Regions from separate parts of the Homo sapiens genome. Here regions 1, 3, 4, 5 and 6 are each linked to region 2. The links are chromatin contacts, found by Hi-C or POLR2A ChIA-PET in ENCODE. All regions are on one chromosome and are shown on one strand. Each heading gives the region's core, a stretch centred on a gene start or an enhancer-like site at or near the end of the contact. The rest is flanking DNA. Distances are from core to core; before and after follow the strand shown.

Evidence for each region. A loop is a pair of places that touch in the nucleus more often than their neighbours do. ChIA-PET counts read pairs that join two places held with the same protein, here RNA polymerase II (POLR2A). Pooled maps may share reads with other maps.
Region 1: a map with no recorded cell type shows a loop between it and region 2 (10-fold over the local background). The contact joins two enhancer-like sites. A Hi-C loop is called at or near these places in 1 of 37 single-sample maps with no recorded cell type and 2 of 50 pooled maps. POLR2A ChIA-PET finds 5 or more read pairs at or near these places in 2 of 52 experiments (OCI-LY7 and WTC11).
Region 3: a map of CD4-positive, alpha-beta T cell shows a loop between it and region 2 (2.1-fold over the local background). The contact joins two enhancer-like sites. A Hi-C loop is called at or near these places in 2 of 168 maps with a recorded cell type or tissue (CD4-positive, alpha-beta T cell and CD4-positive, alpha-beta memory T cell), 1 of 37 single-sample maps with no recorded cell type and 11 of 50 pooled maps. POLR2A ChIA-PET finds 5 or more read pairs at or near these places in 2 of 52 experiments (OCI-LY7 and naive thymus-derived CD8-positive, alpha-beta T cell).
Region 4: a loop to region 2 is called in a pooled map, with 8 times the contacts of the local background. The contact joins two enhancer-like sites. A Hi-C loop is called at or near these places in 2 of 37 single-sample maps with no recorded cell type and 10 of 50 pooled maps. POLR2A ChIA-PET finds 5 or more read pairs at or near these places in 3 of 52 experiments (GM12878, WTC11 and activated naive CD8-positive, alpha-beta T cell).
Region 5: a pooled map shows a loop between it and region 2 (3-fold over the local background). The contact joins two enhancer-like sites. A Hi-C loop is called at or near these places in 1 of 50 pooled maps. POLR2A ChIA-PET finds 5 or more read pairs at or near these places in 2 of 52 experiments (PC-3 and activated B cell).
Region 6: a pooled map shows a loop between it and region 2 (5-fold over the local background). The contact joins the promoter of ZNF609 here to the enhancer-like site in region 2. A Hi-C loop is called at or near these places in 7 of 37 single-sample maps with no recorded cell type and 9 of 50 pooled maps. POLR2A ChIA-PET finds 5 or more read pairs at or near these places in 3 of 52 experiments (WTC11, activated T-cell and activated naive CD4-positive, alpha-beta T cell).

The regions. Positions count from the first base shown.
Region 1 is chr15:64,570,121-64,574,899 of GRCh38, forward strand. The region is part of intron 2 of ZNF609 (zinc finger protein 609); the gene reads left to right. The region is part of intron 4 of LOC101930091 (a long non-coding RNA gene); the gene reads right to left. Among named protein-coding and RNA genes, the nearest start is that of ZNF609, 110 kb to the left of the region's middle. RefSeq lists enhancers at 2,046-2,115, 2,146-2,245. Within about 2 kb of position 1,816, at least 6 of the 41 ENCODE cell types and tissues checked have a DNase peak (open chromatin) inside an H3K27ac peak, as active enhancers do; they include OCI-LY7, where a contact is called at or near this core.
Region 2 is chr15:64,892,445-64,897,116 of GRCh38, forward strand. No RefSeq gene overlaps it. Among named protein-coding and RNA genes, the nearest start is that of ANKDD1A, 17 kb to the right of the region's middle. RefSeq lists enhancers at 990-1,099, 1,250-1,559, 2,354-2,952 and silencers at 2,100-2,149, 2,190-2,239. Within about 2 kb of position 2,372, at least 37 of the 41 ENCODE cell types and tissues checked have a DNase peak (open chromatin) inside an H3K27ac peak, as active enhancers do; they include CD4-positive, alpha-beta T cell, GM12878 and OCI-LY7, where a contact is called at or near this core.
Region 3 is chr15:64,428,153-64,432,467 of GRCh38, forward strand. All of the region lies in intron 11 of TRIP4 (thyroid hormone receptor interactor 4), which reads left to right. Among named protein-coding and RNA genes, the nearest start is that of ZNF609, 30 kb to the right of the region's middle. RefSeq lists enhancers at 1,862-2,373, 2,374-2,885. Within about 2 kb of position 2,284, at least 10 of the 41 ENCODE cell types and tissues checked have a DNase peak (open chromatin) inside an H3K27ac peak, as active enhancers do; they include CD4-positive, alpha-beta T cell, where a contact is called at or near this core.
Region 4 is chr15:64,617,817-64,622,530 of GRCh38, forward strand. All of the region lies in intron 2 of ZNF609 (zinc finger protein 609), which reads left to right. The region is part of intron 3 of LOC101930091 (a long non-coding RNA gene); the gene reads right to left. Among named protein-coding and RNA genes, the nearest start is that of OAZ2, 83 kb to the right of the region's middle. RefSeq lists an enhancer at 1-403. Within about 2 kb of position 2,244, at least 2 of the 41 ENCODE cell types and tissues checked have a DNase peak (open chromatin) inside an H3K27ac peak, as active enhancers do; they include GM12878, where a contact is called at or near this core.
Region 5 is chr15:64,596,176-64,600,537 of GRCh38, forward strand. The region is part of intron 2 of ZNF609 (zinc finger protein 609); the gene reads left to right. It overlaps LOC101930091 (a long non-coding RNA gene), which reads right to left. Exons shown (of 5, transcript XR_007064678.1): 4 at 2,870-2,957. Among named protein-coding and RNA genes, the nearest start is that of OAZ2, 100 kb to the right of the region's middle. RefSeq lists an enhancer at 806-855 and a silencer at 3,181-3,381. Within about 2 kb of position 1,401, at least 11 of the 41 ENCODE cell types and tissues checked have a DNase peak (open chromatin) inside an H3K27ac peak, as active enhancers do.
Region 6 is chr15:64,458,064-64,462,725 of GRCh38, forward strand. ZNF609 (zinc finger protein 609) reads left to right here and starts at 2,515. Exons shown (of 10, transcript NM_015042.2): 1 at 2,515-2,775. It overlaps LOC105370861 (a long non-coding RNA gene), which reads right to left and starts at 2,524. Exons shown (of 3, transcript XR_932367.3): 1 at 2,436-2,524. RefSeq lists an enhancer at 2,037-2,106 and silencers at 2,567-2,686, 2,747-2,846.

The DNA.
Region 1 (4,779 bases), core at 566-3,065, 320 kb before region 2:
AAGTGTTGAGATTACAGGCGTGAGCCACTGTGCCTGACTGGCCGAGAGCTCTCTTATTCCCACTTTATACATGAGCATAGTGAGTTTTAGCAAGCTAAGAAACGTGGCCTGGTTGGTGGTTTGTGGAGCCAGGATTAAAATCCAGGTAATCTGACTTATATCTTCCACAGTTATAACTATACTACCTCTCATTATATCTTTTTCTCTTCTCATCTTTATCATTTAAATACTTTTATAAAAGGCATTTGAGATGGTTAAGCATAAATATGTTTCTCAAAGCAATAGATACCAGGAAAACAGTTCCTGGTGGCCTTGCTTAGAAGCCATGTTCTAATCAATCAAGATTCTTAAGGAAGAGTAGCATCATCAATTGTTCATGTATATTAGTAGATGAGTCTGGAAAGTGGAACCAAGGTTCTGGACTTCTTTGTTTCTTTAAGCCTTCTAATTATATTTTGATGATTATGGTCAAGTATATGGATTCTAGTTTGTCTTTAGTGAGAGATTCAAAAGGAGCATTGTGTTTAATTCTAGAAACTCGAGATACTAATATTATCACGATGAGTTCACTCCTATTATTTTCATGTTATGTTTTTTTGGATTAGTAAAATTAGCTTAGTTTTGGCCAGGCGCAGTGGCTCACACCTGTTATCCCAGCACTTTGGGAAGCCGAGGCAGGTGGATCACCTGAGGTCAGGAGTTCGAGACGAGCCTGGCCAACATAGCAAAACCTCGTCTCTACTAAAAATACAAAAATTAGCCAGGTGTGGTGGCACGCACCTGTAGTCCCAGCTACTCGGGAGGCTGAGGCAGGAGAATCACTTGAACCTGGGAGGCGGAAGTTGCAGTGAGCCGGGATCATGCCACTGCACTCCAGCCGGGGCAACAGAGCGAGACTCTGTCTCTAAATACATAAATAAAGCATATGATCTATATGGACAGTCATATCTTTTTCTTTTTAAAAGTCCATGCTGATGCTAGACGTAAGAGATGATTTGCACAGAGTAAGTGCTAAGGTTGATAACAAATTCCTTCTGTAGGGTGTTTATCCAAGAGGGGAAAATAGGAATTCTAGAGGGGAAGATATGAAACTTTTGGGTATAGATCCCTCAGCAGAGCAGAAACACAGAGGGCTTAGGCACCTCATAAGAAGAGCTAATAATACTGCCACTGATCATGGTGATAATAAGAAAGAGAGCAAACATTTATTTACTGTTTGCTAAATATAGTGCTGGCACTTTAAATGTATTATATGAATAGATTAAATGGGTTAATAAATGTAGAATACATAGAATAATGCCTGGTGCATGGTAAAAAGTTATATAAACAGCTGCTATTTTTATTGTACTTTTATATTTTTATATAATATATTTTTATTTTTTAATTTTTATTGTTATCCTTTTGGGTGGTGATTGTAATTATTCTTCACAGCAACCGTATAAGTTAAGTACTATTATTATCCATTTTACATATGGGTAAACTGGATGCCAGAGGTTAAGCCAGGAAATAGTAGAACAGGATTCAAACTCTCTAGTTTTATGTAGTTGAGTCTTTTTTTTCAGTCAGTCTCACTCTGTCACCCAGGATCGCCCAGGCTGGAGGGCAGTGGTGAGATCTTCACTCACTGCAGCCTCTGCCTCCTGGGTTCAAGCAGTTCTCCTGCCTCAGCCTCCCAAGTAGGTGGGGTTACAGGTGCCCACCACCACGCCTGGATAATTTTTGTATTTTTTTAGTAGAGACAAGATTTCGCCATGTTGGTCAGGCTGGTCTCAAACTCCTGACCTCAAGTGATCTCACAAAGTGCTGGTATTACAGGTGTGAGCCCGGCCTTGAGTCTTTGTTTGGTTAGGACTGCCTAGGGATATAGATAGCTATTCTACTTAGTGTTGCTGGAAAGTTGCCCTTAAGGAAGTGACATTTAGGCTGATACTGAAAGATAAAAAGCTAGGTATGCAAAAGTTGAGAAAGGGAAAGAGGAACTTTAGGCAAAGTACAGCAAGTGCAAAGGCCTGAGGGGAAATGGGTTTGACATGGTTCTGTAAACAAAAATGTCACCTTCTGAGTGAGTTCTTCCCTGAATACTGTATTTAAAACTGGCCAGGTGTGGTAGCTGATGACTAATTCCAACACTTTGGGAAGCCGAAGTAGGCAGATCGTTTGAGTCTGAAAGTTCAAGACCAGCCTGGGCCCCATTGTGAGACCTCATTCTTTACAAAAAATAAATTCGCTGGGCATGGTGGCATGTGCCTGTAGTCCCAGGTACTTGGGAGGCTGAGGTGGGAGGATCACTTGAGCCAGGGAGATTGATCCCTGTTTTATTTTCTCCATAACACTTATTATTGTCCCACATAGTATATAATTTATTTTGGTTGTCTCTCCCACAATGGGATATAAGCTTCCTGAGGACAGGGATGTTTGTCTGATTTGTTCATTGTTATTGCCAGGTCCTCCCTTAGCCCATGGGACTTTTTCCAGTAAATTAGAAAAGAATGCCAGGCACGGTGGCTCACACCTGTAACCCCAGCACTTTGGGAGGCCAAGGCAGGCAGTTCACCTGAGGTCGGGAGTTTGAGACCAGCCTGACCAACATGGAGAAACCACCATCTCCACTAAAAATACAAAATTAGCCGGGCATGGTGGCACATGCCTGCATACCTGTAATCCCAGCTACTCAGGAAGCTGAGGCAGGAGAATTGCTTGAAACCGGGAGGCGGAAGTTGTGGTGAGCCAAGATGGTGCCATTGCACTCCAGCCTGGACAACAAGAGCAAAACTCCGTCTTGAGAAAAAAAAGAAAAGAAAAGAAAGTCTCCTTTCCAAAAGGTTGTGGCTCCACGCGGGACACGTAGTTCGGCTAGAAAAGCATGGACCTAGATTTTGGCCTCCTCTTGCCTCCTCAGCCAATTATACAAGACATAATTGAGCAACCATTACATGGCAGTCCTAGGATGCATTCATAGTACCTAGAACAGTGCCAACGTGTAGCAGACATGAATAAATATTTGTAGAATGATGGAATAGTTTAGAGTGAAGAAGAGTGATTATGAGATGAGAAAGTAAGCAGAAACCAGGTCAAGTAAGACTTCTAAGGAGTTTGATCTTTTTTTTTTTTTTCCTAAATAGCAGTCAACTGACAAGTCCCATGGAATACTTTCCATTAAATCATAATCTGTATTTTCAAAAAGCAGTGCAAGTAATTCTGCAGTAGAGTTAGTGGCCCAACTTTCTTTTTTTTTTTTTTTTTTTTTTTTTTGAGACGGAGTCTTGCTCTGTCGCCCAGGCTGGAGTGCAGTGGCGCAATCTTGGCTCACTGCAAGCTCCGCCTGCCGGGTTCATACCATTCTCCTGCCTCAGCCTCCCGAGTAGCTGGGACTACAGACACCCGCCACCATGTCTGGCTAATTTAATTTTTTTTTTTTTGTATTTTTAGTAGAGATGGGGTTTCACCTTGTTGAGGATGGTCTTGATCTCCTGACCTCGTGATCCGCCCACCTCGGCCTCCCAAAATGCTGGGATTACAGGCGTCAGCCGCTGTGCCTGGCTAGCAGGCCAACTTTCAATACTTTTGGACCTTCAGGGATCCATCTCCTGCCTATTTCACCCTTGTCTATTTGGCATTTTACTTTGCCTGCATATGTGGGTTTACCATGTTCTTTCAAACTCTGTGCAAGGGAGTTTGGGATGAACTATATGTAAAATATTCATTTTTTTCCTTGCAACCCCAAATCCAAACACAGTTGGATGGAGTTTTTAATCAGGGTTATTGCAGAAAACCCAGGACCTCAGGTCCTTGTGATTGAGTGGTGAATGAAGGGGAAAATGAGGCCACTTGAACATTATTCTGTTTAGGAACTTGCTGTATGAATTAGTAGAGACCATCACATTTTTCATCAATTCCTGCTCTCACCACACCCCGCTCTTGCCCCTGCTAAAAAACTACCAGCCTTCTCTCATGTTATGATTTAGGGGCCCCTGTTCACTGAGGGGCTAACAGCTGGAATTGTGGCACTGCATTAGCCTTTTTTGAGCTTTTATTTCTCTTTCATGCTGGATTTTTTTTTTTTTTTTTTTTTTTTTGGCACCCACACCCCATTTGAGAATTTACTTTCTCTCTGAGAAGTTTTTGTCAGTAGTTTTTTGTTTTATTGCCTTTTCTGTGATAGGTTAAGGATACAGCTTGGTAAAGAAGGAACCTGCAGGGGTTTATTGATGGAGTTCCTGTCCCACCATGCCCTAGGCCTAGTACATACATGCTTCTGATGAATCACTGCTGTTAGTATTTAGTATCTCCTGATCCTCATAGTCCATATTATGCAAAGCATAGAATCTGCCCAAGGGACTTAATAGCTGAATCACTCACTTGATCTGTTGTCTTTCACTCTTTCTTCCCTTTGTTGGTGGCTACAGGCAAGTATATGAGAGATATAAAACTGTAAGCAAGACAAAATCTGGACTACATATCTTTATTGCTGCTTGGGAAGTGGCCTGGGAGTTCAAATTCAAGGATTTGAAGCTTTGTACAGCTGCCCCAGATAACCTGCTCTCATTGGGATGAGGATGAAGTATTTCCACATGATTGCTCAAGTCCCTTTTCTCTTTGCCCTGATGCCCCCTCCCTCCTCTCTATTTCATTAATTGCTTAGCAGTTGCTGATGGAATTAAAACGAAATGTGTCTGCAGCCTCTGTGGTTTGCTGTCAGAACTCTCTTTCTAAGGTCTTTATCTTACTGCTAGGGATGGGTGAACATCTGATTTTGAAGCAAGAGGAGGGAGGGACCTG
Region 2 (4,672 bases), core at 1,122-3,621:
CCCTCTGAAACTCATGTTGAAACTTATTCCCCAATGTGGCAGTAGTGAAAAGTGGGATCTTCAAGAGGTGATTGGGCCATGAGGACTCTGCCCTCATGAATAGATTAATTCATTCATGGATTAATGGATTAATGGGTTCATGGATTAATGGGTTATCACGGGAATTGGACTGTTGGCTTTATAATAAGAGGAAGAGAGATCTGAGCTAACATGCTCAACCCCATCACCATGTGATGCCCTTCAGGGCCTCAGGACTCCGCAGAGTCCCCACCACCAAGAAGGACCTCACAAGGTGCAGCCCTTCAACCTTGGACTTCTCATTCTCCAGCACTGCAAGAAAGAATTCCTTTTCTTTATAAATTACCCAGTTTCAGGTACTCTGTTACAAATAACAGAAAACCGACTAAGACACACACACCCCAAGTTTGTACACAACCATGTGCACACACACAGTCACTTGCCCATACTCCTACGCATTCAGGCACCCAGCTGGGAACACAGCGTGCCTTTCTTTCTAGTGCCACAAGATACCCATTTATAGGCTTCCAGCTTGTGCCCTCTGACCTGCCTTACATTTTGATAGTAGAGGGTGGATTTGAGGGGGAAGAGCAGAGACCACAAGACCAGGCAGGGTTTCCTCAGTGGCTGCACTGCAGGGATTCAATGGGCAGCAAAGGCCCCCACACCCCAGGCTGGGCCTCATGGCTGAGACTCATCAGTCTTGGGCCTGGAGGGGCTGCTCTCAGTCTAACAGGCCTGACTGACAGGGAAACCACCAATTTGTCATTGGGTTCCAATCCCGAGTAGCTGGGATTACAGGCGTGCGCCATGACGCCTGGCTAATTTGTTTTGTATTTTTAGTACAGATGGGGTTTCACCATATTCGCCAGGCTGGTCTCAAACTCCTGACCTCAGGTGATCTGCCCGCCTTGGTCTCCCAAAGTCCTGGGATTACAGCCGTTAGCCACCTCACCCGGCCAGACAAATGTTTGTTGCATGAATGTCTTGCCCCTCACATCTGTGTTCCGTCCAGCCTTCCTCGCCTCTCCTTTTTCTTGGTGCCCTGGCTGTGGCCACAGTACTTTCCTAGGAGGAGGCCTATGCAGGCGCGTAAGGAACTCGGTGAAGGAGTCAGGGCCCCCAACTCGGCTCTCGCGAGCTTGCTGTGTGACCTCAGGCCAGTCACCTCCCCTCTTCTGGCCTGGGTTTCCACACCTGCACAATGGGAACAGCAACCTCAGCTGCCTGCCGTCTCTGACGTGAGGGCCAAATAAGAAAAGGTGAGAAGCTGGTCGCAAAGCGGTAAAAAAAGCCTTCAGCGCCGAAGCCGGGGAGGAAGCCGCTGATGAAGCTATTGCTGAGAAGTGTGAAGCCCCCACCCGAGGATCCGCTTTTGAAGAGGGACCCGGGGAACGCGTAGGGGGAAACTGCCTTCCTCTTCCCTCAGTGGAAAGGGCTGTGCTCATGTCACTGTGAAACGAAGCTATTTTTATGTAGTACAACTGCGATTATGACAGGGCCTCTTCCTGAAGGGGAAGGGTGGGGAGGAGACCTGAGTCATCAGTGGGGCGGCCGGCCCCACAGGCTGACACAGGCAGCTTGTGGAAACCAGGCCCCCCGCCCTGCCTTCCGCAGGTAGAGGCCCCAGAGAGGGGAAGGGGCCGACCACCTGCTCCCGAGCCATTCTCGGGCTCGGCCAGCCATTGGGCTGGGAACCTGTCAATCCTGGTTGATCTTCCAATGAGCTGTGAACTGGTCTTCCGGGAGGACTTACAGGAGGCTGGAAACGGGGCCTGGCGCGCGCTTCCCTCTCAGTGCGAGGCTGACTGGTTGGACTCGCCGGGCTCTACTGTGGGCCCCACGCTATGTTTAGACGCCCGACGTGTCCCATTTTATTGAACTCGTCCTGCCCCCCAAGTAGGGACGATTTACCTCCATTTTCTAGATAAGGCACTGGGGGCTCCGCGAGGGGATGTGGCGGACTGGAGCCCAGCTGCACTCCTGACGGGACTGAATGCGGGGCTGAGGGAGGCAACAGGAAGAATGAGTATTTTCTTTACTGGAAGGGCAGGGAAAGGTTTCTCTCAGAAGGTGACATTTGAGCTGGGCCCTAAACAATGAGCAGGATTTAGCTGTCTTGAGGAGGGGGAGAGGGAAGGGCATGTGACCCGGAAAGGATGCAGCCTGGGCAAAGGCAGGGAGGTGTGCATGGCTTGTTTGGGGGTGTCGAGCAGGTCGGGGGGGCTGGGTGGGGAGTGGCCGCGGGGCGTAGGTAGGGGAGGGCCTGGCATGACAGGCTAAGGGGTGTAGGCTCCTTGGGGTTCCTTCAGCGCTGTGCAAGCCCTGAGCATCCTCCCAGAGGTGTGGCCCTGCAGAGAGAGGGGAGGGAGCCCACTGGGGGAGGCGAGCTGAAGGAGTGGCCTGTCAGGTGGGTTTCCTGCCCTGGAGCCTGAGCTCAGGCAGTGGCTGCCGTGCCCCGCCGCCGCCCTCTTCTGCCGCCTCCTCCACGCCAGCACTTTTGCATGCAGTACTCCCTTCAGTCGTCACAGCCACCTGCAAGGTGAATATTACCACCTTTATTTCATAGGGGAGGTAACAGGTTTAGAGAGGTTAGAGGAGCCGCCCCAGGTCACACAGCCCCTCTTGATATTCTTCAACAAAAGAATCCTCTCTGACCCCTGCTCTCAGTCAACGGAACAACCAACAACCTCCTTCCTTCAGAGAAATAGGGACCCTGAGGCTGCAACCCAACTGTAATCATCTGCCTCCAGGCACCCTCTGCACAGACTCAGCTGTTAAATATAGATGGCCGCTTAGAGATCCTTTTGTTCTCTTTACATATTACAGATGGGGAAACTGAGGCCTAGTGAGGAAGAGACTTGCTTGGGGCCCCACAAATGGACCTAGATTGGCGAGCCTCTTTTGAGCCAGAGTCTCACTGGGGTTCTAGCCCAGCTGGGAAGTTGAGCAAAGAGGGATAAGTGGGTTACAGCTCAAGGACTGGGGGTGCCTTGGGGCTTCTAGGAGATGAGAGCCGAAAGGCATTCAGCCCTTTAACCCCACTCCAGAGCTTCAGACTGTTCCTTCTCAAGACACTTTACTGCCATCTGTCTGAAAAGTGTGCTAATAAATATGCAAATTTTGGTGACTTGAGAGGACTGGTGTCCTCTTGAGTTGTACAGGGCACAATTTGCAGATTTGTGAGTGATCACCAAGCCCCGAAGATGCAGCGAGGTCTCTGGCAACTCCCTTTCTCAGTCCCTTCTCTATTCCTCTCTTCTTCTTTGTCCCTCTCAGACTGGGACTGGGGGTGGGGGCAGGGGGGGGATTTCCTACTAGGGTGGGAGGAAGAAGGGTGAAGGAAGTAGGGTAGGAGGAGGGGAAGTGTGGAGGACAACAGAGGGAAAGGGTAGAACTTATTTCTGCTGTCAGAAACCGAAACCAAAAGTCCTGGCAGGAGTTAATGTGAGAGGGAGGTCTGTAGCAAGAGGCTGAGGAGCAAAGCCTTCACATCTGAGGACAGCAGCCCTGTCAGAGACACCCTGGCTGCAACCTCGGTGTCACTTAGACCAGGGCTTGCCTCTCATGCTGACAAGAAGCATGCAAAGGCAGTCTGTTTTCTCTGGGGATACCAAAGGCCCCTCCAGACCTTACAGTGCCCAGCACTGGTGTTAGGATCACTGCTGGAAAGGGGAGGGGGCACTAACTCAAGTCACCATGTCATCTAATAGCCCAAGAGTGGGTGACCCTTTGTCTTGTCTGGTATTAGTCTGTGTGGACCTGCATACACCCATGAGGCTGAGGCTGGGGGCAGCCGGCATCTGTGTGTCTAGCATAATGGGGATCCTCTTTCCCCAAGTCAAGCTTAGGACGTGTGGTATAACATAGATTTTTGTGATCCACCTGGCTGTGAGAGGTCATTTAGGTGCCACAATAATGGATTCTTTGGGGCACTTCATACTCTATTATAACAATAGGAGAAAATGTTTGCAACTTGGACTTGTCTTTTAAAATTCAGATTGTGTGGCCACTATTTCTTGTGAACTTTGTGATTCAACGAGCCAATTGTGTACTGGGAACCCAGATGGTGCCCCTCCCTTGAGGCTTGCTGGGTCCTCTGTGTAGGGATAGACTCTGTTCCGGGCGCCGTGGCTCCCAGTTCCAGACTGGCAGCCCTTTGAGCGGCTGAAACTTTAATTCATCTTTGTATCTCCCATGATGATAGGAACCTCCTGTCTCCTCAGGGGTTCTCAGAGTGTGAGTTTCTGGCTTCTCCATTCATCCCTCTGAGGCTGACATATCTGTGCTGGCTTCACAGAGGCAGAGAAGAATGGGGAGCATGCAGGGGAGGTGGACTGATGGATCAGGGCACAGGGGAACCTGGCTCCACCATTTCCCAGCCCTGAGGCCTTGGACAAGTTACATTTCTGAGTCTCAGTTTCTTCATCTGTAAATGGGGATGATTTAAATAGTTGACTTTTACTGAGCATGTTCTCTGGGTCAGGCACTGCGTTAAGCATATTGCAGGCAGACTTATTCAGAAAGCATTTATGAGGGCCTCCAATGTGTAAGGAACACCACAGTGTCAGAAGGAGAGGCTTGAAGAAGATAGGTGACTGGCCAAGGTCACATGCAGGTGAAGGAGTGGCAGAACTTGTACCCCAGAGCCCAC
Region 3 (4,315 bases), core at 1,034-3,533, 460 kb before region 2:
GGCCTTGCTTTATTTTCTCATCTATTGATCAAGCAAACTACCACCTGATACAAGGTCAAATGATTTCAATCTCTAGATAGCCAATCTTCTTTGTGCCACAAATTTGTGTAGAGAAGGGTAGGAAACTATAATCCTGATCTATGGAATACTATGAAGGTTACAGGAATTAGAAATCTAATTAAAACAAGTCTTGTTGATTTCTGAAGGATACCTCTTTTTCATGATACTTCTCCTTTAACTTATATTGTATCTCATTTCCTGAGGTTGCTTTGAACAGCATGTAGAAGTGCAGGAATCCTCCCATATGTTTCCAGCTAGAGGTGCTGGCAACTCTCTTTATGAATGTCTCTGATATATAACATTAAAATATAACAGAAGCCACTAGGCTTCATCAGACATGGGAATCCCATACCCATTTTCCCTATGGTTGGCTTTTCTGTAACTTTTTCCCACTGTTTCTTTTTTCTTTTTTTTGAGACGGAGTCTCACTCTGTTGCCCAGGCTGGAATGCAGTGGTGCAATCTTGGCTCACTGCAACCTCTGCCTCTCAGGATCAAGCGATTCTCTTGCCTCACCCTCCTGAGTAGCTGGGATTACAGGCACATACCACCACACCTGGCCATTTTTTTTTGTATTTTTAGTAGAAGCAGGGTTTCACCATGTTGGTCAGGCTGGTCTCGAACTCCTGACATCAGGTGATACACCCGCATTGACCTCCCAAAGTGCTGGGATTACAGGTGTGAGCCACTGTGCCTGGCCTCCACTGTTTCTTTTCTGTGTTTAAGGGTAGCATATGAATTTATTTAGAATTGATGTTAGCCCTATTTTTATCTTATTTATTGAGTAAAGAGTTTATCAGTTTTAAAAGTTGTAGCTTTTGGGTTGGGCGTGGTGGCTCATGCCTATAATCCCAGCACTTTGGGAGGCCGAGGCGGGTGGATCACTTGAGGCTAGGAGTTCGAGACCAGCCTGGCCAACATGGTGAAACCCCGTCTCTACTAAAAAACTACAAAAATTAGCCAGGCGTGGTGGCAGGAGCCTGTAATCTCAGCTTCTGGGGAGGCTGAGGCAGGAGAATTGCTTGAACCTGGGAGGCAGAGGTTGCAGTGAGCCGAGATTGTGCCACTGCACTCCAGCCTGAGTGACAAGAGCAAAATTCTGTCTCAAAAAAAATAAAATAAAAATAAAAAAAGAAATGTAGTTGTCTAATCTATTATACCAGCCTCATTCTTGTTTTCTGAATGAATGAGTTGAGAGTTTAGGAATAATGGCTCTTGACTAGCATTTACCAAACTATTCCATGGCATAGGTGTTCTCTGAAACACAAATTTGGGAAATACCTTTGGATTAAACAGATCTGTTTACTGTAGAACATCTCAGAGCCCTTAATATGCTAGTGTGGATTATGACTCTCTATGAGGTGGATATAACATGCAGTGTTCTCAAAACTTTGAGCATAAATTAATCCCCCACCCAAACATGCACTACCTATTTACATACTACAGAACTGGTATCATGGTATTTACAGTTTAGGAGTGTTAGTCTAAGTATGCTTGATTTTTCTGTATTCTCATAGGTCAACTCACTGAGAGAGAACCATCTAGGAAGTAGTTTCCTAACTGTGACCTGTGCCTTCCCTTCAGTATCTCCATATTCATTTATCACCCAGTTGAATTGCATTTTCTTTGAAAACTAATGTGGATCTAGTAATTTTTACTTCAACTGAAACTAACTTCCTGTGTGACTTGGACCACATTTTGCCTTTACATGCTGTTCCTTTTTCTTTTCCCCCCAAAATTCAGTAATTTACTTCTGACCTCACATTCTTGGCCTTTCTTTGATAAGTTAAAATACACTAAACCCTCACTATTTTTGGCATAGTGTGATCATTTAGTCCTCTTAAAAAAAGAAAATCGAAAAGGTTTTGTTAGTGGTTGTTTTAAAATCAAGTGCACTACACTGTTAAATGGCTTTAAAAATATGTGCTTTCTCCTGAGCCATGAACTAGTCTTCCTTTTTATCTTCTAAGATTAGTATGGCCAACATGACTAATTTGTGCCAGAAAAAATTCCTCTAGATCCTCAACCCTCCTGAGTAATGGCAGAGGATCAGCCTAGAGAAGGTAGAAGTGATATAGAAAAGGCTATGGGTTCAACTCAGGGTAAAAAGGTAGATGAGAGCCATCTCGTTAAAGCTTCTCCTGTGATTCCCCTGGAAGGAGCCCATGCTGTTTGCCAGCATTTTATCTGCCAGCAGCAGATGTAAGCTCTCAAAAACAGCAGGGAGGATGTTGACTGCAACAATGCATCAAGGCTGTGGTTTGTAACCTCAATAGTAAGGCAGTTAAAACTTTTTTTTTTTAACAAAGACATTTTGATTGCCAAATCCATAACCATTAGCAGCTGTGGTTTGAACAGTTCTCTAGACCTAACAAGTTTTCAAACAAAAAGTTGAGTTGGTGGCTTTTGTTTCTACGTGTCTGTGTTGTGTTTGTGCTATTTATATCCCTGCCTTCAATAGAAAATCTGATTTGTCTGAAATCTCCAAGGTCATTGATTATTCTATTTCTTCTGAACTGAATCCATTCCTTTCCTGCCAGCTTACTGACCCTTTAGTCTATTTGATCTTACAGCTTTTACAATAGCCAAGACCCTATCTTCAAGGAATTATGCTGAAGCAGTTATACTGCTGGGTGCCTGTTTCCAATAATTGACGGCAGTAGACTTGTAGTCTTCCAATAGGGAAGAGAATATTACTTCTTCCTTTTTCTAGAAAAGTATCTTCAGGATCTAGGAGAATTTGCTGGAAGAAAAGTAAGCAATTTTTAAAACTTTAAAAAAAAAAGAGTATCCAAGCAACATAGATCTTCAGGAAGATTCCAAGTATCACTTCGTTTGTGGAAATCATCAGCTTCTATCACCAATGAATTGTCTGTGAGTCTGAGAGATGAGAAATTAGAAAATGAAGGATTTAATAGTCAGTATTCAAACCAGGCACTGGAATTCAAAATGCAGTCCACAAATTCTCTTTTAAAATATGTGAAAATGTCCTGTCTGTTGTACTGAGAAAATCTGCCAATATATAGACCTCAAAATATTCCGATAACAGCCCTCACGATGAGGGCTGTTATCTGAGACTCAACAAGAAGAAAAATTGTTATGTTACTAACAACTAGCTTAACCCTGGACAATTCATTAAAATCACAGCTCACTTGAGTGAGATATAGGGAATGTAGTTTTGGAATTCTCTTGAAGACTGGAACATTGACAGGCTGGGCACGGTGGCTCACGCCTGTAATCCCAGCACTTTGGGAGGCGGAGGCTGGTGGATCATGAGGTCAGGAGTTCAAGACCAGCCTGGCCAACATGGTGAAACCCTGTCTCTACTAAAAATACAAAAAAAAATTAGCTGGGTGTGGTAGTGGGTGCCCGTAATCCCAGCTACTTGGGAGGCTGAGGCAGGAGAATCACTTGAACCCGGGAGGCAGAGGTTGCAGTGAGCAGAGATTGCACCACTGCACTCCAGCCTGGGCAACAGCGTGAGACTCCATCTCAAATTAAAAAAAAAAACAAAACTGGAACATTGACTAGAGTTTCTAGATCAAAACAGACTGTCTTTAGGGTTATTTGCAGTCTGGGTATTAAGTACCCACTTAAATGGTTTCAGAAACCATTTATATTATATATATATATATATTTTTTTTATCCAAAGAGCATTGTGTTTTCTTTTTTTTTTTTTTTTTTTTTTTTGAGACGGAGTCGTACTCTGTCGTCCAGGGTGGTGGAGTGCAGTGGAGTGATCTTGGCTCACTGCAACCTCTGCCTCCTAGGTTCGAGCAATTCTCCTGCCTCAGCCTCCTGAGTAGCTGGGATTGCAGGTACGCACCACCACGCCCGGCTAATTTTTGTATTTTTAGTAGAGACAGGGTTTCACCATGTTGGCCAGGCTAGTCTTGAACTCTTGACCTCGTGATCCGCCTGCCTCGGCCTCCCAAAGTGCTGGGATTACAGGCATGAGCCACCATGCCTGGCTGAGCATTATGTTTTCTGTTGTACTTATCCTGAAGAGAGATGGGAAATATTACCACTTTTCCATGTATTTAGTGTTTTGGTTTTCATCTGAAAATAAACATGAAATTCTTAAGATTTTCATATATATTTATTCATTAATAAATACTTGAGCCAGGCGCAGTGGTTTACGCCTGTAATCCCACCGCTTTGGGAGACCGATGCAGGCGGATCACTCAAGGTCAGGCTCTTGAGACCAGCTTGACCAGCTTGGTGACCATCTCTACTAAAAATACAAAAATTAGCTG
Region 4 (4,714 bases), core at 994-3,493, 270 kb before region 2:
AAAGGACATAAAGTGTTGGGAAACTCCAGAGATCTCCTCTTTAAATTCTCTATAAGTCTCTTTTCAAGCTTTTGTTTTGTTGTTTACCTCCCTAGTAAGCTAAGCCCTAGGAGCCATGATGGCACTTCTTAGCATTTCAAAGACTGAGAATTAGCTTAACTTTTGTTGGTGTAGTTATTAAGGCATCTAATGACCTTAACTTTTTAATATTCCTATACCTTATTTTCCCTCTTGGCCCCAATTTCCTGACAATCCCTGCTCTTATATTTTAGGTATATGAAAAGATGGCAAAATGAGTCCTTTTCTGATTTTTTTTTCTCCTTTTTTGAGACAGGGTCTTGCTCTGTTGCACAGGCTAGAGTACAGTGGCACGATCACAGCTCACTGCAGCCTTCACCCCCGGGACAAAACTTTCCTCCTGAAATGGGAAAAGTTCCCTTGTCCCCCTCACAGGGCGTGCAATGGGAGTGTGGCTCACTTCTTCACTGCCCTGCTGCTCAGACCTGTAGGGTAACATACAGAGGGGCAGGCTATGGGGCTCCAACCCCGGCAGTGTCTAGGGGTGAATGCTTACATCTGAAGCCCCAGTGGGTGTGTGTTACAGGGTGCTCTTTTAGTTTAGCTGTCCTTAGGCGGCTTGTGTTAGCTCAATTAGACCCCTGCCTTATCACAAGAACAGAGGGCTTTCTGTATCCCAAGGTTCTTGTCTTGGTGTACTGGAAGAATTGGATCAAATGTGGGCTTGGAGAATGAGTGTAAGGTTTTATTGAGTGAAAGTAATGCTCAGCAGATTGGGGAGCCAGAAGGGAGATGGTTTTCCCCTGGAGTTCAGCTACTCAGCGGCCCAGGCTCTTCTCCAAATGCCCCAGCCAAACTCTGCTTCGTTCCACGGCCTGCTGGCATTTGTCATGTGCTCTTCCGCCACGTGTGCTCTTCTGCCGGCATGCTCCTCTCAACGCCCTCTCGAGGTCCAGCCGCTGTGTCTTCTTCTGCCAATGTGTTCCTCTAGAAGTCCAGCCGCTTGTGTGTCTGCCTGCTAGGGTCTGGGGAGTTTTTATAGGCACAGGGAGGGGCTGTGGCAGGCCAGGGTGGTCTTGGGAAATCCAACATTTGGGCGGGAAAACAAAAATGCCTATCTACCTAGGTCCGTGGACACAGGCCCCTGATGGAGCCCTAGCCAGGGACCATGCCCTCCTCTACCCAGCACTTCCCTTACCCCCTTCTGTATCATTTAAAGGGACCACGTTCTCTACCCAGCACACCCGTGTCACTCCTACCTCAGCGTCCCAAGTAGCTAGGACTGCAGGTGTGTGCCAACACACCCAGCTAGTTGTTTTTGTTTTTGTTTTTGTTTTTAATTTTTTGTAAAGACAGGGTCTCACAATGTTGCCCTGGCTGGTCTCAAACTCCTGGACTCAAGCACTCCTCCTGCCTTGGCCTCCCAAAGTGCTGGGACTACAGGCTTGAGCCATTGCACCCAGCCCCCTTTTTCTGATTGTTATCTTCTCCTGGAAAGTGATAAATGAAGCTATCTTTGTTTCAGTGAATAATAGAATATGAAATCCTGTAAAGCCACATAGGTTATTAGATGAATATCACAGAGCTTATTATGCACTATGGCTTAATGTTAGATTATAGATGTGACCAAATGGTAATTAACAGAGCTGGAGCTGTAATTAAATACTATTATGCTGCTCTGTGATCTCTCCTTAGATTTCTGTTGCAAAGTAAATGGAAAATGAATAGTTCAAACCCATAGGTGGATTTCGTCGCTTCTCCCCATCCCTGAACATCTCTTTTAATTAACTAAGTAATTAAATAAAGTCATCTTCATACAACAGAGATGCCAAACTCTGCCTAGTAACTCTAATCAGTAAGGGTAGTTTGATGCATACTTGTTAATGAGTTCCTCATGTGTATGAGTCTGTTCTGTTATTCTTAGTGATCAGTTCAGCTGAAGTTTCTTCTCTTCACTTATTGTATAGCAGGGTATAATTTGGCAGACTGCTTGAATGCAACAGTGATGTTTCCAACCTACATTTTAGGTGTTGTTTTCTGGATTTCTTGGTGCAAAACTGGGGACTTCATTTTATCTAGAATGTATTAGCATATGTTTCTCCTAGCCTGCCAGGAGCACTGAATAACCTAGCAGGAAATTAAACTACTTCCAGAAAAGAGCTGTCCTCAGTGGCTGAGAGAAAGTGTATAGGTGTCTCCCTGGGGTAAACTTCCTTCTGTGCCTAGGGTTGCTGCCTGAGCTGTGGAACAGGTTGGCAATAGGACATGTGCAAGCAAGGCAATCAGAAAGTTCACAGGGGTGACCTGGAAGGTTTAGGCCAATGTCTGTGTCCAGTAGGACCTTGCAGGAATTTCTCTTGTGAGTAGAAGAAAGTATAAAAAAGGGAACAAACCCTAAGCAAAAGAAGTACACATATAGGCTGTGAAACTGCTTCTGTCACAGTTCTTCCCCAAGAGAAAGAATAGATAAACAGAGGTGAGGCCAAGAGTAAAGATGATCTGTATATTCTGTCTCTAACTTTCCCTCTCTAGTGACTCTCAAGAGTTTGTTCCAGCACTGCAGAGGAGTGAGTAGGGAGGATCCAGTTTACTTTTTCTGTGTTGTTTTTTACCTTCACTTCTGTGCATGGAAATTTTAAAGATCTTTCCAGGATCTACCACATCCCAAGAAGGTTGGGAAATTAAATTATAAATGCCCAGTTTTCAAGAGAGCAAATATGCCTTTTGGCATTTATCATAAATGTAGATGATTCATTATACAGGCTTCTACTTCCATTTCATTTCATGAAAAAGGTGGAGTTGGGGAAGTACAAGGGGTGTGTGTGTGAGACAAGCAGACAAGGATGTTTTGGCAGCTCTTCAGGGACCAGAATTAATCAGAATCAGTGTATGAACATTCTGTGGACTCACAATGATGATCTACAAATAGTGATGACTTTCTAAGCCAAGAAGTCAGAGCCAACTGTGGAGAATGGATCCGGAACCCAGACCTCAGCCTATAGGCTAGTTTTCAAGGCCAGGAAGGTGTTTGTCTCTGTGTGTGTTGTGGGAGGGAAATGGATTATAGATAGAGTGATAGTCATGTAGTAAATTATTCCAGAATCAGAGTTTTGTTGCAGAGCTATTTAGAAGCTTGGCTTACGGATACATGTATGATCTTCTCTGAATGTCTCTATTAAAGGACTAGACTAAGAAGTCTATTAAAGGACCTAGACTAAGAAGTCCTCACAAAGGACTCTCTATTAAAGGACCTAGACTAAGAATTCCTCACAAAGGGAAGAGTCCCAAGGATTGGGAAAGTCCCAATCTTTGACTCTCATTTTCTAGGTCTGCTGATTAGTATCATACTTAATCTTCGGAGGAAATAAGCCAGTGTGTGCATTGAGTGTCTTTGCATATGCAAGACGTTATGCTCATTCAGGATTGGGGCATCAATCACTCGAGCATAATAGACTTTGTCAGCCTCATAAATTCTGGGATTTAAAGAGTTAAAGGATCACTGCCCACTTCATTTCATTCTTTTTTTTTTTTTTGAGATAGGATTTCACTCTGTCACCCAGACTGGAGTACAGTGGTGCAATCATAGCTCACTGTAGCCTCAACCTCCTGGGCTCAAGTGGTCCTCCCACCTCCGCTTCTGGAGTAGCTGAGAATACAGGCATATGCCACCACACACAGATACCTTTTTTATTTTTGTTTTTTATAGAGGTGGGGTCTTGCTATGTTACCCAGGCTAGTCTTGAACTCTTGGCTACACGTGATCTTCCTCCATAGGCCTCCCAAAACATTAGGACTACAGGCATGAGCCATTGCACCTGACCCATCACAACTTTTATGTTGTCTCTAGATGGGTTGCATTCTTCTTGGAACCTAACTAATTACATTCTTGTGAGAGGTTCTAGTTTCTGGTTTTGGAAGCAAATTGCTTCTTTCTTTTTTTTTTTTTTTTGAGACGATCTCAGCTCACTGCAACCTCTGCCTCCCAGGTTCAAGCGATTCTGCTGCCTCAGCCTCCTGGATAGCTGGGATTACAGGCGCCCACCACTACGCCCGGCTAATTTTTGTATTTTTAGTAGAGATGGGGTTTCACCATGTTAGTCAGGCTGGTCTCGAACTCCTGACCTCAGGTGATCTGCCCACCTCGGCCTCCCAAAGTGCTGGGATTACAAGTGTGAGCCACCGTGCCTAGCCATGTTTGACTATTTCTATCTATGTGTACATAATCAACAACATCTTCAGACTGCTGTTGATTGGCTTCTGGGTGGCAACAGCACCTCCTGTTTCTTATAGATAAATTTGATGTTAGAATTATATTCCAAGATGCCATTCTCATTAAACAACCACTGTTACATGTTACAGTTTCTAAGGGTTAGAAATTCCCACCAGGTTAATCCCAGCCCTGCTATAACTTTATTCCTTCTAGCCAAAGATGTATTAAAGCACCTAGGATCATTAGGAATCATGGCATTCCTAGGATTTGGCTATTTCTTCCTCTCTTTATCCCCACCCAAATTCATGGATTTTATGCCAGACTAATGTACTGTTTGCTGAATGATAGATTGGTAGGAAGCATAGTGGTGGTAGCAAAACATACCTCAGATGCTGGGCCTTGTCTTTCTCATCAGTCTGTGTGCTCTGTTACTATTGAAATCTGGCCCTGATTCTCTTTCATTAGAGACTTTTTAATGAGATGAGG
Region 5 (4,362 bases), core at 151-2,650, 300 kb before region 2:
GGAGTCTCGCTCTGTTGCCCCAGGCTAAAGTGCAGCGGCGCGATCTCAGCTCACTGCACCCTCTGCCTCTCAGGTTCAAGCACTTCTCCTGACTCAGTCTCCAGAGTAGCTGGGATTACAGGCATGCACCACCATGCCCGGCTAATTTTTTTGTATTTTTAGCAGAGATGGGGTTTCACCATATTGTCCAGGCTAGTCTCAAACTCCTGACCTTGTGATCTGGCCAACTCAGCCTCCCAAAGTGCTGAGATTACAGGCGTGAGCCACCGTGCTCTATGCCAAGCTCTTTCTTGCCTTAGGAGTTTGCATATGCTGTTCCCTCTGCCTATAGTGCTTATCCCTTGGCTCTTCACATGGATGGCTCCTTCTCATCTTTTGGGCCTCAGTTTAAATCCAGCCTTAGAGATGCCATCTCTGATTACCCAAGGTAGCTCCCTTCTCATTGTTCTCTTATCACATGACCTATTTGTCTCCTAATAGCAGTTTCTAATTTATATCTAATTTGTATTTACTTACCAGTCCCTTTCGTTTACCACCTATACTCAGTGTGTATAGCATAGGAGCCATACATAAGAAGTACTCAATAATTATTTGTTAAATGGTTGGGTTCTGTTATCCTAGGCTTGAAAAACATTAAAAAGCACTATTTGTACCCTTTCACCAACCCTGCCCCAAGTACCTTAATTGCCCTTACACCTCTACTGACTGAAAATACGGCACAAATCCTGAAGAGAAAGGGAAACTAAAAGCTGTACTTAACTGCTATGCTGATAGTTGTCTTAGGCAGTTTTGAATTAATATTTTATTATCTCTGTTCTTCAGCTTGTTGTGCCTTGTTTTTTCTCTTCTCTGTGACTTCTCACCTACCCACTTGACTCTGACCAGATTCCTGACACTTAAAGGGTATATCCAAGAAATGAGATGGCCCTGAGCACAGGGGAGGAAGGATGGAATGACAAGGGCCACCAGAAACCTCTTTCAGGACTCTAATCACTCTAAGGTCACAGTTTAGAGTCTAGAATGAGAGGGACTTTGAGTGCCTCTTTTTCTTGCTCAGTGCCCTCAGCTTGAGTGCTTAGCTGGCAGACGGGCACTTTTCCTCCTCAGTTACTGTCAAAGCAACATGAAGGTCAGGCAGAGAGAGACAAATGAGAGCAGCTCAGGGAAAGGAGGTTACCACGGTAACAAGCAGGAGGGACTGCTATTTGGAAACAGACCTAATCTTTCTCCTCCTTCTCCCTCCTTCTCAGCACAGGAAGATGGGTATTGTTTAGCTGACCTGCATCCTTGGGGTGGGAACCATAATCCCTTTCTGACAGTTCCCAATGACACTGGAGTGATCTGCTTTGCATTTTAATTTGATAAGCAGCAGCGGCAGTTTTCTCTGAAGTGCTGAAAACATGGCTTTTTCTGGCCCTGTTCCAGATAGGATTCTGGTTGCCACAGAGAGGGGTTTGATATTGTTGTTTATTTCTCAACAAAGATCTTGCATATTTGCATAAATGTGGAAGATGCTGCTTGGTTCTAGACAACCAGAATCAAATGAATACAGGCTATCTTTAGGTTATGAATATCTATCTGCTCTAGGAAGGTCACAGAGATACTGCCCCATCCCCAGCTCACAGGACCACCCAGTGACCTGTGCAGTGGATCTTCTGACTTAATGTCCTTACCCTTCTGCCTCCCCCATCTACTTATATGTCACACTATTCTCAATCTCTTCCCTTACCTACCCTACCCTTATAGTAAGCCTTCACTATGTATATAAATATTCCTTCCTTTTCTTTCAAAATAAAAAGAGCATTTTAAACTAGAAAAATAAATTATCAATGTAATGAAAAATTAAATGCCAAAAAACATAAGAGAAAGTAAAAATCATCTAGAATATTACTATAGACATGATGGCTAGAACATCCTTCCAGATCTAAACCTCTAATTCTATCTGCTTTGTTTTGTTTTGAGATAGTCTCGCTCTGTCACCCAGGCTGGAGTGCAGTGGCACGGTCTCAGCTCACTGCAAACTCTGCCTCCTGGGTTCAAGCGATTCTTGTGCCTCAGCCACCCAAATACCTGGGATTACAGGTATGCACCACCACGCCTGGCTAATTTTTTGTATTTTTGATAGAGACAGGTTTTCACCATGTTGTCCATGCTGGTCTCAGACTCCTGGCCTCAAGTGATCCACCTGCTTCAACCTCCAAAAGTGCTGGGACTACAGGCATGAGACACCACATCCAGCCTCTATCTGCTGATCTACGCATTTTATGAGTTGTATATACTTATGTATAGATCAGTTTATTTTTATTTATCTTTAATTTTTTAATTTTCTAACACTTCTCAAACAAAAAGTAGAGTTAAATTTAACATTAATGGGCCAATATAGTACATGCTCCATCATACTTTTTCCTTTAATTCACTAAAAAATATGTTGTAGATATGTCATTGATGTAGATAGGGATCTATGCTATGATGGACCTATAGATTGTTTCTGGTTTTGTGGTTATTTTTTGGTTTGGCTATTAAAAACAACATTGAAGAAAACTGTCCATCATACATCTTTGTGTGTGTATATATATATATATATATATATATATATATATATATATATATATCCTGTTATCTTCTTGATACAAATCCTAGAAATTGAATTTTGGGACAAAAGAACATGTGCATTTTATATTTTGATACATATTGCCAAACTGCCCTCTAGAGAAGGCACCAACCAATACTGCATAAAAGTCCCTATTGTTTTTACATACTCTTACCAACTGGGATATGTTCAACTCTCTCATCTTTGCCAAATAGATGGGAAATATACTGTGTTTTTATTTGTGTTTATGTATATTATTGAATCCTTAAAAATACTCACATGACCCCTTCAGATTTTACACTGAAGACCTATCTACTTCTTTTCCCATAATGTACTTCCAGGCTTCTCTTTCCTGTAGTGCTGGCAACTGAGCAAAGTAAAAAAAAAAGTTATTTTGTGGTGGTTTTTTTTTTTTTTTTTTTTTTTTTTTTGGTTTTTGAGAAGATATCAAACAAAAAAGTAAAAAATTTTAAAAACACCTAATTGCATTAATCTCTGCACCCTCCCTCCAAACCAAAACCAAACCTGTTTTTTTTCTTTTTCTTTCAGTGATGGACTGTCATTCACTCAGATTTAAGCTCCAAAGACTGAGATGTTTGTCTGTTTGTTCATAGCTGTATTCTCAGTGCCTAGACTGGTGCCTGGCATGTATCAGTTGCTCAGTAAATATTTGTGCAGTAAATCATCTCTCAGCCATCTTAATCAGAAATTCTAATCATACCTAATTCCTTTACTGATTACCTACATGTCTGATGCCTTGCAAAGTCAAATTGCTTAAAGGTCCTGAATGTCTCTTGGGTTCTTCCCTTTATCCCCCTACTTCTGATCATTCTTACTTATGTTTTTATTCCTAGGAGCCCTCCTTTTCAATCTCTCTAGTTTACTCCCCTCCTTCTATTAATTTTACCTTTGGATATACAGATACAATAACATCATACCCTTTCTTTCATTCCTCAGTGGCTTCTTAATACCTGCAAGGTTAAGTCCCAATTTAACTCTCCCTGTACTCTTTAACCAAACCAAGCAGCTTGTTGTTCTTTAAATACATTGTGTTTGTTCATGCCTGTGTGCCTTTGAAGAGGCTGTTCCTTCTGCCTGGAATATGCTTTCTTCTTTTCTTGGGAAACTACTACTTATTCTTTAGGTCCACTCCAGCATTGAGTCATCCCTATTCCCTCTGGCAGTTATTCCCTGGGCAGGATACTTGCAGTCCTTTGTTCACTTCTGTTATGATTATTTGTTTGCCAATTAATCTAATCTAAAATGAAACTTCGTGGCCAGGCACGGTGGCTCATGCCTGTGGTCCCAACAGTTTGGGAGGCCAAGGTGGGCAGATAAGTCCAGGAGTTCAAGACGAGCCTGGCCAACACAGCGAAACCCCATCTCTAAAAAATAGAAAAATTAGCCAGGTGAGGTGGCTCACGCCTATAATCCCAGCACTTTGGGAGGCCAAGGCTGGCGGATCACGAGGTCAGGAGATCGAGACCATCCTGGCTAACACGGTGAAACCCTGTCTCTACTAAAAATACAAAAAATTAGCTGAGCATGGTGGCGGGCACCTGTAGTCCCAGCTACTCAGGAGGCTGAGGCAGGAGAATGGCATGAACCCTGGAGTCGGAGGTTGCAGTGAGCAGAGAATGCGCCACTGCACTCCAGCCTGGGCGACAGTGCGAGGCTGTGTCTCAAAAAAAAAAAAAAAAAGAAAAAAAAAAACAGAAAAATTAGCCAGGTGTGGTGGCAGCACGCCTGTAGTCCCAGCTCCTCGAAGGCTG
Region 6 (4,662 bases), core at 1,265-3,764, 430 kb before region 2:
GAGAGTCCAGAGAGACAACCTAGTAAGTGTACCCTAGCTTGAGGTCAGAAAAATGGATGTGTATATAGTGAGTGGGACTGTGGAACAGTGGGGTGGTGGGGAGTTCCTGAGAATCCATAGAGGAATGTCACAGGAAGGGAGTGAGATAGTGGCATAAGGAGAAAAAAAAACATCAGTACAGAAGATTTAAGAGTCTAGAGCTGTACTGTCTATTATGGTAGCCACTAGCCACTTGTGGTTATGAAAATCTCAATTATATGAAATTAAGGATTCAGTTATTCAGTCACTGTTGACCATATTTCAAGTGCTCAAATAGCTACATGTGGCTAGCGACTTCTGCATTGGACAGCACAGATATAGAACATTTCCATCGCTGCAAAAAGTTCTGTTGGATAGTGCTTGTCTGGAGCAGGGGTTGGCAAACTTTCTGTAAAGGGTCAGATAGCAAATATTTTAGGCTTTACACAGGCCATGCAGTCCTTGTTTCAACTGTTCAACTCTGCTGTTGTAGTAAAAATGCATCTATAGATGATAATGTAAATGAATGAGCTTGGCTAGAGCCAATAAAACTATTTTTTTGTTTGTATTTTAAGACAGTTTCATTCTTGTTGCCCAGGCTGGAGTGCAGTGGCAAGATTTCGGCTCATTGCAACCTCCGCCTCCCGGGTTCAAGCGATTCTCCTGCCTCAGCCTCTCAAGTAGCTGGGATTACAAGCATGTACCACCACGCCCGGCTACTTTTGTATTTTTACGGGGTTTCTCCATGTTGGTCAGCCTGGTCTCGAATTCCCGACCTCACGTGATCCGCCCGCCTCAGCCTCCCAAAGTGCTGAGATTACAGGCGTGAGCCACCGCACCTGGCCTGAAATTTGAATTTCATATCATTTTCACATCATGAAATAGTATTTTGATTATTTAACTGTTTAAAAATGTAAAAATCATTCTAGCTCATGGGACATGTTAAAACAGGTGGTGAGCCTGATTTGACCTGTGAGATGCAGTTTGCCAACCCTTGGTCTAGAGGAACAGTAAATCAAAACTTAAGGTTTGTTTACTATGTGGGACATCTGATCACTTGAAAATTTTTAGTGGTTCTTCGAGGCTTGAGAACTTTCTCTGGCTGAAACTTGGAGTTCACTGCAGGAATGTTTACCTTCCTTTGTTCCCTATTTTTGCAGTCTAGTTCTCTCCAATGGCAGAGTCATGCTCCTTCAGTGGGAGATGACTACTGGAATGTTTAATCCTTAATTAAATCATGCCTAAGTCTAAAACACTAAACCCTTCTCTGTCTCCACCTGCTAAGTAGCTGAATCCTCACTTGTAACTTTGTCTAGTATACATTGGAAGTTCGCTGTCACCTGGGATCAGTTCTGCCCCTGTACTGTCTAACAACATGACTATTGGTGGACCAAAGAGAGATTATTTTTCCTAGACCAGAAAGGTTTACTTTTATCTTTAGCTATCAACCCCTCCCCCCACCTTTTTATGACCTCACTTTATCTCCAAGTCACATGCTATCTTGAGTGGCACTGTTGAAGGATGCCCCAGGATAAGGGAAAAAAGGTAAGATAAATGCAAAGCAAAATAAAATGGTCAAGGACACAGGAAGGACATAATAGGGGCTAGGATGTGGGAGGCCTTGAGAATTAAGGTAAATTTGTTTGCTATGGAATGAGATGGAAGTCTTAGGAGGTCGTCATGAATAGATGTTTCACAAGTGAAAGCTGGGTGGGAGGGCTCACTTAAACATGGACTGAATGCCTACTGTGCACTAGATAGTATGCTGGGCAATCAGAGATGAATAGCAGATAAGGAAAAATAAAAGCTACAATCCTTAGAATGGTGGGTTGGAGAAGGACAGAATAAGGTTTTTAGATAATAAAAGGCAACAAGATTTAGTGATAGAGGATGGTGAGGGGAAAAGGGATATATAGAGGGATTAGAAATGGGTGCTTTGGGGAGAAAAGCAAGTGGTAATCCTAAAAGAGAAAGCTGGAGAACAAAGGATAAAAAATTAGGAGGTTGGTACTTTGCTGAACTAAGGGGTAAAATGGATGAAACCATCAGGAGCTGTGATTGCTCTTCTGTTCTTTGTGGATGCCCATGTTCAGATCCCCTACGGCCCTTTCCTCTCTGTGGTTGAAGGACAACTACAGAAGAGGTGTCTTCTGTGTTATAAGGTGCAATACTCCCCCCAGAGACCTCTCTATGAGGAAGTCTGATCCAGCGAGAGTTCTACTGCCCACGAGGGGACAGCGTTAGGTTCGAGCTCTCTAATCCAGGTTTCTTTGAGTTTATCTTGGTTCTAACCGGCACGCCGGGTTTTCCAGCATTCCCTGAGCTAAGACTCCCTAATCTGGGCTCCGGGTGAGCGCGCATTCCGAGACCCAGGATTTCGCTCCTTCATCCAGGTTCCGGGTTTCCCCTGCGCTCACCGGCTCCAGACTCCACACAAGCGCGGAATCCGGATCCGAGGGCCTGGCAGTCCAGTGTCCGCGTCTTCCGGGTGACTCTGGTTGTCCCGGATCGCGGCGGCGGCGGCGGTGGCGGCGGCTGAGGGACCCGCGGCCCCGGACACAGCGGCACCGGCCGGGCGGGGCGGAGAGGCGCGGGGAGGGGGCAGAGAGCCAGAGCCGGAGCCGGAGCCGGAGCCGGGGTGGGGTGGGGGGGAGGGGCCGCGGGAACGGATGGCGGCCTGGGCCCCGTAGCAGCGGCGGCTCTACGGCCCGGGGCCCCGGGCGGGCGGAGGTGGCGGCTCCCGGGACCGGCCGCGCGGTGAGTCCGGAGCTTTGTGTGGAGCCGGGACTGGGGGAGGAAAGAGGCGGCGGCACCGATGGGGCGCGGGGCTGAGGGGATCTGATGGGGGCCGGGGGCGGCGGCGCTGCCTGACGGAGGAAGTGGGGGTTGGGGGGGCTGGGGCGGAGCGAGGGGAAGGTGTGTAGGGGGGGTCGTTGCGTGGGTGGGGGAGGGGGCGTCGAGGGGCGCGGGGTGAAGTTCAAAGCGTGGCCACGGCCGGTTCAGGCTGAGGGTAGGGGTGCCCGGGAGGGGATTAGGGTCTGGCTAGGTTATGGGAGCAGGCCAGAGAGTTTCTGAGGCGAGTCTGGGTATGTTGAGGGCGCTCGGGGCGACTGGGGCCAGTCAGGGAGTTGGCGGGGGAGGGGGGGCGGGGGCGGTGGTGGTTGTTCAGAGCATAGGGTCGGAAGCAGGACGTGTGCGTGACCTAGGAGTGGGGAGCAAGGTGGCTGGGATCCTGCAGTAAGTAGGTTGTGGGTGTGTGCCCCTAACAGTCTTCAGGTCACATTTACTCCTGTCCTTTTCTTCAAGATGGAGGGATCCCTGGGCCTGGACCTCAACTGCTATCCTTGTACCCCCGGGAGGGTTTGTGACCCTATCCTGTTTGGAAAACCCATGCTGCCCTCTTTTCCCTTTATGTGTAATTACGGTTGGATCATCTCTGTGCTTTGCTCAGATTCTCCTTCCTCCCTCTGGGGTTGAGGAGGAGGAGACACATCTGACCAATTAATGTGTGTTTGTGAAACAGGCAGCAGCAAACAGTCATTTCAGCTTCGAGGAATTAGGCTCACACAGGGTGGAGAGATCAGAGCCCTTCAGGGGGAATATTTCTGAACAAATCACGGATGATTAAATTCTCTAAGAAACAGCTCCCTACCTAAATGAGAGTGAGAAAGATAGGGAAGAAAGCCTGTCTGTTTCCAGCCATGTGTCCAGAGCCTAAGGGGTTGAGGAGAGTCCCCAAGCCCCTACAGGCCTCCCTTTTCTGTATTAGGCTTTGCTCTGCAGCCTTGAGTTAATTTCACCCCTGCTGCTTTGTCTTGGGGGAGGGAGTGCTGGTTTAGGCTGTTGTGAGGAGATGACTGTTCTGCTGCCACACACAATAGTCGTGTCATTTTATCGGGAGCGCTACCCCAGGGCTGAGAACTGCTGCAGCAGAGATAAACCGGTCCCTCTCACCCGCCTATTGTGTACACAGTGAAGGTCATAGGTTCAAGTCTTGTCTGAGAGCTTTGGATATGCTCCATCTCCCAGGCTCCTCAGTGCCATTTTCTTCCTTTTCCAGACTGGGGCTTGCCATTGGAGGAGGCCAGAGAGAAAGGCTCTTCTTTTTGAGTGAGGAACAATGCAGAGCTCATTGGCACACATTTTTCAGAAGAATAAGGGATGCCAGCCATGTTGTGCCTGCCTCTTTGGCTAGCCTGTACTAAGTTGTGAAGGAATAGTGTCTGGTAGACTCAACTACGATGTTTGTTTCAGACCCTTAAGGAAGAAGACTTCAAGGGAAGGTTCTACTCTTAGTTGAATCATCATATTTAATTCTTTTATATGAATGGAACACTCATGCAGTGATTTTTGTTTGTTTCCGAATACCACTAAAAACCTGTGCAGTGTTAAGATGGGGAGTCAAGCCCAGGTGTGGTGGCTCATGCTTGTAATCTTGGCACTTTGGGAGAATGAAGCCAGAGGATGGCTGGAGCCCAGGAGTTTAAGACCAGCCTGGGCAACAAAGCAAGACCCTGTTTCTTTAAAAATAAAAAATAAAAAAGTCAAGAACCAAGTACCTTTTTAATGGTGGCTTCCTGGTCAATAATAATAGCACAACAAAAAAGCCACAGAATTTGCCTATCTGGGCAAGGGCTGTGGGAA